Linked DNA regions of Homo sapiens: all the other regions are linked to region 1. A link is a contact called in ENCODE Hi-C or POLR2A ChIA-PET data. All regions are on one chromosome and are shown on one strand. The core of a region is the stretch at or near the end of the contact, and the rest is flanking DNA. Distances in the headings are between cores, read along the strand shown. Region 1 holds the start of ALG10 (ALG10 alpha-1,2-glucosyltransferase). Region 2 holds the start of SLC2A13 (solute carrier family 2 member 13). Region 3 holds the start of KIF21A (kinesin family member 21A).

Evidence for each region. A loop is a pair of places that touch in the nucleus more often than their neighbours do. ChIA-PET counts read pairs that join two places held with the same protein, here RNA polymerase II (POLR2A). Pooled maps may share reads with other maps.
Region 2: a map of CD4-positive, alpha-beta T cell shows a loop between it and region 1 (27-fold over the local background). The contact joins the promoter of SLC2A13 here to the promoter of ALG10 in region 1. A Hi-C loop is called at or near these places in 3 of 168 maps with a recorded cell type or tissue (CD4-positive, alpha-beta T cell, CD8-positive, alpha-beta T cell and naive thymus-derived CD4-positive, alpha-beta T cell) and 6 of 50 pooled maps. POLR2A ChIA-PET finds 5 or more read pairs at or near these places in 1 of 52 experiments (WTC11).
Region 3: a pooled map shows a loop between it and region 1 (13-fold over the local background). The contact joins the promoter of KIF21A here to the promoter of ALG10 in region 1. A Hi-C loop is called at or near these places in 1 of 37 single-sample maps with no recorded cell type and 8 of 50 pooled maps. POLR2A ChIA-PET finds 5 or more read pairs at or near these places in 1 of 52 experiments (GM12878).

The regions. Positions count from the first base shown.
Region 1 is chr12:34,021,062-34,024,052 of GRCh38, reverse strand. It overlaps ALG10 (ALG10 alpha-1,2-glucosyltransferase), which reads right to left and starts at 1,557. Exons shown (of 3, transcript NM_032834.4): 1 at 1,283-1,557; 2 at 1-91. The coding sequence starts at 1,453. RefSeq lists silencers at 1,551-1,737, 1,651-1,800.
Region 2 is chr12:40,104,509-40,107,499 of GRCh38, reverse strand. It overlaps SLC2A13 (solute carrier family 2 member 13), which reads left to right and starts at 1,419. Exons shown (of 10, transcript NM_052885.4): 1 at 1,419-2,247. The coding sequence starts at 1,692. RefSeq lists an enhancer at 96-265 and silencers at 1,266-1,515, 1,536-1,795, 1,816-1,885, 1,896-1,985.
Region 3 is chr12:39,441,562-39,444,552 of GRCh38, reverse strand. KIF21A (kinesin family member 21A) reads left to right here and starts at 1,433. Exons shown (of 38, transcript NM_001173464.2): 1 at 1,433-1,626. The coding sequence starts at 1,583. RefSeq lists enhancers at 763-822, 1,104-1,604, 2,423-2,492 and a silencer at 903-1,802.

The DNA.
Region 1 (2,991 bases), core at 308-2,807:
GTTCAGACCATCCAAAGATCCAAATGGCAGGTTTGATCACTCCAATTGACACCAGGTACAAGCCAGGTAATGTAGTAATCATGGGATCCCACTTTAAAATGAAAGAAAATGAAGTAAAAGCAAGAGGTAATAGGAACAAGACAGGCACAAATATGTCAAGCCCAAGTCTCATCTCCAGCAACAATCAGAAATTTTGAGAAGTTATTCTATGACAAGATTAAGTAAGTCCTTGGCAGAACAGGATTCGTTTTTCTTATTTTTTGCCCCCGGACCAGCTTAGTGATGGTTCAGGTAGCAGCAACCAATAAACAACAACAACTTAAAATCTATTTCTATTTTCCAAGAAATGTTCTTTAAAAGCCTTTATTTTGATAAATAAACTGCAAATGTTCCAGTTTTTAAAAGCATGGAAACATTGTTTGGGACTCTTAAGTTTAGGAAAACATTTGGACCACAGGCTCCATGATGACAGCTAACATAAACTGAGACAGAAATTGTTGCCAAACCCTCTGTATTAACGTTACAATATGCCCTATAGTAAAGATTATTGTCATTTTGCAGATGAGTAACCTGAATTTCTGAAACTCAGAACATCTCCAAGATCACAAAACTAGTAAATCACAGCACCAAGATTTAAGATCAGATCTTTCTCTAAAACAGACTTTATATTTCTAGCCAGTACCCTATATTGTGTCACCAGAGAAGCAGGGGATGCTTATTTTGATATTTATATGTACATACTTGCACAGTCAAATATATACTCAAAAATGATGTGACTTGACTGGTTGCCAGTTTATCCAGTTAACAGTTCACTAAAAATACCCAGGGAAGGAATTTGTGATTATAAATTGTCACTTTTTGGTAGCTGAAGATCCCTCCAGTCCACCCTATCCCACCCCTAAAATGCACAGTGAGGTGCTTGACAGGTGAGCTAAAGGAAAGTTTTCTGGTATTTCCAAGGAGCACCCGAATGCCTTTAATCCTAAAACAAGGAAAGACAAAGTGGGATCGATATCGTCAGCTGCCAAGAGGAGGGCTCAGTTCCCCGTTGAGTATTCTCCCAGATCACTCCTTCCTGGAGGACAGATCTGCTGTTTATTCATTCATTTAATAAATATTTCACAGATCTCAGAGACAGGAACAAAAGACTATACCCAGTTTCTTTCATGTTCTGAGGCTTGAGGGGGTGGAACAGGACGAGTGAAGTCTAAGGATGGGAGGACGTGGGGACGCTGGGACCTCTCAGGCCTCTCCTGGGGTGGGGACAGGTTGGGGACCCCACCTGGGAAAGGGAGAAATGGCCCTCACAGTAGCGCTGCGCCTGAGGCAGGTGGAAGATCTCGTCCATGTAGGGCTCTCGCAACGCCCGGCTGAAGGCGGAGAAGAGGAGGCAGGATACTAAAAAGGTACAGCTCAAGGCGGCCGAGAAATAGTAACCTTCCAGCTGCGCCATTCCAGCTCCCACAGCCACTGCCCAAGAACCTACTCCTGGAAAATTCTGAGCCTGGAAACCCGAGCTGGAAACTTGGGCTCGAAATGGGCGCGCTAGGCGGGACTAGCCAGACGGGGCCACATACCGGAAGGCAAAGGATGCTGGGAGAGCGCGGATCCGGAAAGATCGGGTCGCTGTTTCCCGGAGTGACGGGTTTAGATAACGGACCGGATGATTACCCTCTCAATCGCATTGCCCGGGGCGCACAAAGTGTCAAAACTTCCGGAAGGGGCGGGTCTCGGATTTCGCCAGCGCGGGAGGTGCGTGGCTTGCTGCTTAGAAAAAAAAAAAAAAAAAAAAAAAAAAAAAAGCCGCTTCTTAGCTTGGATCTTTTTTCCTGCTCACTTCCATCACTTACCAGAAGGTGGCGACGTTTCCCCACGTTTCCAATTCCAAGCCCTAAAATGGACACATTTTTTCCCCCGTTATTTCTGTTATTTCTCTCCAGTGATCCGAATTAATTAAACCCTCAATTCCAAGACATTTCATTCCATCAACTTTGGAGTGTAGGAAGGGTGCGTTGGTTGTGATAGCAAAGACTGAGAGTTTTAGATGAAAACTTGAAGAACCAGAGACCCGTCAATGCCGAATGAACTTCAGTGAGAGGAGTGTTTGTTCGTTTGTTTGTTTAGGTTAAAAGAGAACTCTTTCAAAATGTGGATGCTCTCAGAGGATTTAGTTAAATTGACATTCCTAGTGCACTTTCATAGTCATATTACCCTGTAGGATTTGGAAAATACATATATATTTTAGAATTCGGGATGTTTTAGGTGTGCCTGTAAATTTGGTTGTTAATATCTGTAAGGCAGCCTTCTGTTTTTCCTACTAAATCATAAGCGTGAACATCTTAGTGGGTGGCATTATACATCCTTTATGTTTGTAGTCCCCAAAATGGCTTTCACACAGTAGGCACTTAAATTTGTGGACTTTTATAGGCTGTGTAGACATCATCAAATTCCTGTATTCTGGGATTAGGTGCTGGGGGCAGGAGATGAGGTAAATAATTTGAAGAATGCCGAAGATAAATTATGTGTTGTAATTTTGTCTTGAGCATGGTTGGCCATGTTTTGTAGAAAAACTATTTCTCAGGTAACCTCAATCAGGTTGCCTTTGGCAGGAATATATCAGAATTTAGGCGGGATTTAAGGTTGCAAACCTCAGAGTTCTCAATTGAGCTCTTTTTCTGGGTTAAAACTAATTCAGTATTTCTAAACTTAAGAAAGTTTCTTAAATTAAGCTGACTGCCTTTCCATTCTGTCTCTGCCTGTTTCCTCAATGATAAGAGGAAGTAGTGGTGAATGAGGGCTGGGATGGGAACATTTACATTACTGGAATAAAGTCATGTGAGGATCCTACTCTGATGTGATGCTTAGCTTTGTTTTAACCATTATCTCCCATTTTATTGTTGAGTCCATGCTGTACTTATCTGTTTAAGTCACTTGTAACACATCTCCAGATGATTCAGTCTTCAAGAGGTTGATGTGATCTACAAGTAATTA
Region 2 (2,991 bases), core at 170-2,669, 6.1 Mb before region 1:
TTGCTGGCAAGGAAAGTACTATATTGTAGAGATAATCGTGACTGATAATCAAAACGAAAGCAGTTTTGACAAATTCTAATATAAGTTTTTACTGAAACAGGAATGACAAAATCCTTTTGTCTGAAAGGAAAAAAGTTATAGCTGCATGAAAAATAGGCCCCAGGCTAAGAAAGCTTTTGCTCAAATAAGGGAAATAAAAGAGCAGTGGAATTGTAGGAATAGAATCATATGATGCTTGACTTTTTGCCCTCAGCCTGAAGAATGAAAGCAAATTAGAGGCACAAAACATCTTTAGCAGTCCCAGCTGCTAGGAAGGCTGAGGCAGGAGAATCGCTTGAACCTGGGAGGCGGAGGCTGCAGTGTGCCGAGATAGCGCCACTGCACTCCAGCCTGGGCGACAGAGCGAGAATCTGTCTCAAAAACAAAACAAAACAAAACAAACTATCTTTAGCCCCTGATGCGCAACTGTATATTTTAAAAACATTTAAATTAAAGGGGGAAACAAACCCCAAATGAACCAACAACTGTTAATTCACTCAACAGTTTAAAAAATTGGTTGCAAATAACGTTATCTTTGCTTTGTTTCAAGTAAATGAGGCTGTTAAAACAGTGCCTCATGGAGGGCAACAGTGGGGATTCTCAGGAGAGAAGCTATCCTACCTTTTGGTTAGCATGTTGGGGCGGGGAAATGGAGACTGCCTGCCGAATCACAAATCAGGGTCTTGAGTTTTCTTTCTATTTCTGGGAATTACCCGTTACATGAGTGGAATGCATATATGTGAATTTTCTTTTACAGGTCGGGGATCCATGGAAGGAGGGTTTGGGATTCACCACAGAGATATGTTCTCTGTCCTCAAAGAATCAAATGTACCATTCCTTTAAAATAAGCATAAATTGAGGAGGGACTGGCGATGAGAGTGGAAACTAGCTATAGAAATGGGAGCATGCAGCCCTGAATTGCTCCAGAACAAACACATTTAATGCCAGGGAAGTAGACCACGCTGGGTAATGTCACAATACTATAAAAGGAAGGGTACTTGCTAGGTCCTATTCTAGGATATTTTTTCCAGCCCTCTCTCTAGGCTGCTGGAAGGACAGTGAGGCTGGTTTAGGTGCTCTCTCCCTCCTCTCCAAACACGGCAAACATTCTGGGTGGCTTCCCGTCTGGAAGCCTGTTGCCTGATGGCATCGCCACATTGGCTTGCTCCACCGCTGCAGCTCGGAAGGCAGGGTTAATTCCATACGGTTGCCAGAGCCCTAAATGAGGGAGCCTAGGTCAGAGGTCGCACCCACCGGGAGGGCGGGGTTTAGGGGTCCGGGGCGGGCTGAGCCTGGCCCCGCCCAAGGAGGGGGCGGGACGTTTCCCGGGCCCCGCCCCGCCGGCCCGGGGTTGCACGTGACCCGCGGTCCCGCCTCCCGCCCGCTCCGCAGCGCCAGCTCGGCAGGCGCGGGGCGTGAGTGTGGAGTGAGACCCGCCGGGCTCCAACTCCGCAGCGTCGGAGCGCGGCGGGCAGCAACTTTCTCCCCGGAGCGGCCGTGGCGGCGGCTGCTGCCGTGGCAGCCGGAGCGGAAGCCGGGAGGAAGAAAGCGGCGGCAGCGGCGGTTGCTCCCGCCGGCTCGGGCTGTCTAGCTCGCCGAGACTGCCGGCCCGCGGAGCCGCGTCCCCCCGGGCAGCCCCGGGCCCCTGCCCTATGTCCCGCAAGGCAAGCGAGAATGTGGAGTACACGCTGCGGAGCCTGAGCAGCCTGATGGGCGAGCGGCGCAGGAAGCAGCCGGAGCCGGACGCGGCGAGCGCGGCCGGGGAGTGCAGCCTCCTGGCTGCCGCCGAATCGAGCACCAGCCTGCAGAGCGCGGGCGCGGGCGGCGGCGGCGTCGGGGACCTGGAGCGCGCGGCGCGGCGGCAGTTCCAGCAGGACGAGACCCCCGCCTTCGTGTACGTGGTGGCCGTCTTCTCCGCGCTGGGCGGCTTCCTGTTTGGCTATGACACCGGGGTGGTGTCAGGGGCCATGCTGCTGCTCAAGCGGCAGCTCAGTCTGGACGCGCTGTGGCAGGAGCTGCTGGTGTCCAGCACGGTGGGGGCGGCTGCCGTCTCGGCGCTGGCCGGAGGCGCCCTCAACGGCGTCTTCGGCCGCCGCGCTGCCATCCTCCTGGCCAGTGCCCTCTTCACCGCCGGCTCCGCGGTGCTGGCTGCGGCCAACAACAAGGAGACACTGCTCGCCGGCCGCCTGGTCGTGGGACTCGGCATCGGTGAGTTCGGGCTCCGTGAAGGGCGCCCGGGATCCCATTGTCACCGCCCTTGACCCTGGGTGTTGCGTGCCTCTTGCCCATCGGGGTCCCCGTCTGGTCTCCCAGGGTCAGAGAATCCTCCACTTCTCTGGCCTCCAGAGCCCATCTGTTTGTTGGTCCAGCCTCCAAGGCTCTCCCGGGAGGTGGGAGGGTCGGGGGGGAGGGGGTGTCACTCTAGTCTCCCTCGAGCGCACGTGGAATCTTTGATAGGCCACGGACCAGTCAGTCCAAGTGGTTGTTGCCTCTCAGCACTTCCAGAAACCTAGCTGAGCACCAGCTCTTTCCTTGATCCAGCCTAACCTGATGCTGCTTCTTGAGCTTACGAGGGTCTCTGCTTTCCTGCACTGTCCCACCTTGCCTCTCCACTGCTAGCCCCTTTCGTTTTCTGGGGCTCCCAGCCTGGAACCTAGACCATCGTCAAGTTACAGTGAGATAATATTTAGAGTTAAGTAATTCTGGACTCTGAAAGGTTTATTAGCGACCCCTGCCCTCTTTGCTTATCTAGCATTTGTCTTTAGATGGCATCTCCTTTTGCTTTTATGCTTTTTCTATTGCCTTTCAGCTTTCATTCTTTTCCCAAGTAAATTCCATTCTCCTCTGTTTTTCCAACTTTTTCATTTGAATCCTTTTTTATCCATTCTCCTCTTTGTTTTTCCTCTCCTGCTTTCCAGTTGGGAACCAAATTATCTATTAAAGGTCATATTC
Region 3 (2,991 bases), core at 184-2,683, 5.4 Mb before region 1:
CACCAATTTGATCTATAGAAGGATACTCAGCATCTCTGCCCTCTTTACCTCCCAGTTACATGTCTGTTAAGATTTAGGGGTAGTGAGATTAAGGGACAGAATAAATTTAAAACTATCTATAATTATATACCCCATCGGCCTTCCCATGGGTTTAAATCATCAAACACTTCTTGTTTTTCCCATAGTGTTGCAGCCTTCTCTGAGCCACACTGCTGTATCACTGCTGAACAAGATGATTAGGTATGTGATTGTAGATTGCAGGCATTTGAGGTAGTGCCTTTATTTGGATAGTGCCATTTAATTTGTGATACTATTTCGTATGAAGCCACATGTTTGTTTATAGAGATGTATGGAGCAGTCCACAAAAGATACTCTGTGGCAAAGCTAATAAAGGCTGTTTCCACAGAGCTATCTGAAGGCATGTGGAAGCACAATAGTGACAAACAGAAACCACAATGGGTCAATGTTGAGAGAATCCTGGGATTGGGAGGTGCTTTTTAAAGGCCAGAAGGGAAAGAAAATCAGTTTGGAAGGATTTACTACACAGCAGGTCTTGGTGGATATATTCAGTTCTGGGAACACTTGGCAGTACCAGGGTGCAGTTCATTTACCAGTGTACAAATGATTGAACAGAAAAGCATTCAGGAGTCTCGAATAAATCATTTCCATATCCCACCCGAGCTGGTAAACGGGCGATGAACTGTAGAACAGCCCAGCTGTCCAGAGACAGTGGACAAACCTGGGAGTCCGTTTAGCATGAATGACTGACTCCGGGGAGGGAGGAGGGAGGGCGTTCAGCTGGGGGCTAGGGAAGGGGGTCAAAGTCCAAGCTGCAGAGAGGACAATAAGGCTATGCGTGGGACACAAAGCCGAACCGCAGCAGCAGCTGCCTGGCTCCCGGCGCGCCGCTGAATCAAGCTTCGATTTGAGAAGGGACCTGGCAGCAGCGCGTGCACTAGCTGCTTCCTTCTCCCAGAAGAGCCTGGAAGGGCGCACAGGCTGGTCGCCCTCGGGCGAGGGCAGCCGGCGGCAGGCATCCCTCCCCCTCGCCTCCCTGCCCAGCAGCGCCAGGCAGTGTCCCGACGAGGGCAGGGCGGGGCGCAGGCTGGGGGAGGGCGAGGTGGGGCTGAGCCGCGCGGCGGCGGCTGACGCAGTGCGGGGCGAGGAGCCCGGAGCGCCCTGGCGGGCGTGGAGTCCCCAGCCTGGCCGCTGGGAGGCCGCGTCCCCACCGGAGGGGGCAGGGCGCACTCACCCGGCCGCCCTGAGGCCGCTGGCGGCCTGTTGGCTTCTCCACAGGCGCGCTCGCCGTTCAAGCGCGCTTTGTCCCCGCCCCAGATCCTGGGGGGTGAGCGGTGGAGAAGGGGCGGGCGCCCGCGAGCCGTGAATCACCTCCTCCTCTTGCTGCCTCAGCGCCGCCGCCACCTTTCCATTCAGTCGCCCAACATGGCTGGAGCGCGGCGGAGGTGAGCCGGCCGCCCGCCCGCAGACGCCCCAGCCTACTGCGCCCGAGTCCCGCGGCCCCAGTGGCGCCTCAGCTCTGCGGTGCCGAGGCCCAACGGCTCGATCGCTGCCCGCCGCCAGCATGTTGGGCGCCCCGGACGAGAGCTCCGTGCGGGTGGCTGTCAGGTGAGGACAGTCTGCCGGCGGCGGGCGGCGGGCGGCGGGTTGAGGGCGCGGCAAGGACCTGGCTGTGGCGCGGAGCACCGGCTACCGGGGTGGAGCGACCTGAGGGGCGTCCCGGCCGGGTTCTGCGGCTGAGGAAACTGAGGCAGTGAGTCCCCGCTGGCCTGGCACGCGCGGCCGGGTGCTGGCAGGGCGACTGCGCCGCCCTCACGCCGTCTGTGTTTGCAGGTGGCTGGCGGCTGCGCGGCGCCGGGTCCCTGGGGGGCGTCTTGACTTCTCTGGGGGAAAAGCCCTCGTCACTCCCCTCCGTCCCCTCGCGGGATCAGTCACCTCAGGTCTGGCCGCCTTGGGCTATCGCCTGTCCGGGAGGAGCTGCCTGTGCGCGGGGCTGTGGTGTTCTTTTTTATTAGTTCTAGAATGTCTGTCATACGTGTCCATGCAGCTCCGGCCTTCCCAGGCAGGAGACAAAGCATCTGACTATCAGCGCCGGCGACCGCAGGGCCCGCCGCGCGCCCACTCGGGTTCTGATGTCTGTGCAAATGAGACATCTTTTTCAGCATCACGGGGATCTAGACATGCCCCCGCGTGTGGGTAGAGGAGACAGATCTAGCCTCTTGGGTGTTGGAATGGGAGTGGAATTTAAGGTAAAATCCACTGGGGAGAGGTCTACAGAAGGAGGAAAACTCTTTAGCCAGAGGAAGGGTGAAATGGGTGACTGTGTGAAACATACTGACATTAGGCAGGGTGGATACAATGTAATCGTAACGTTACCCAGGCCAGGGTGTGAGTCTGGAAATACTAGGTACATCCTAGTATTGAAATTATATTTCGGCCAATGACAGGCACGAGTATTCGATGTAATTTCGGCTGTTTTGATACTTATCAAGAAGGAAAGCTCTGATAGTTGCTCATGGAAAATTGCAACATCATCACACTGTGTGAAAAATTAATGAAGCATTCATCCTAGAGTAAGTGCGTGGCTTTCACAGCTCTGAGAGTCTACTGTTAATTCACTTCTCCTTATTTATGCTTTAAGGATTATAAAAATAATCTACACTCCAAGGAATTAGGAACTATTAACAATCTCCCAGTCTTGTAGTCTTTCCAGAAAATTATTCTAAAAATTCTCCCCTCTAAACATTTCTATAGTTACTATTTTAGTGACACATCTTGGGTCAGGCATAGTAATGGCTGTTTCGTATACTTTGTATCTTTAATTAACTTAAATAATAAAATGAGTTTTTAAGTGTTTTTTTTTTTTTTTTTTTTACCACCCAGGGAGGTGACAGTTTTATGACTGGTTAGAATCACCTGTTATAAGGCTTTTGAAGTTTTAATTAGGCCTTCTTCGTTATTCTAGGGCTACTT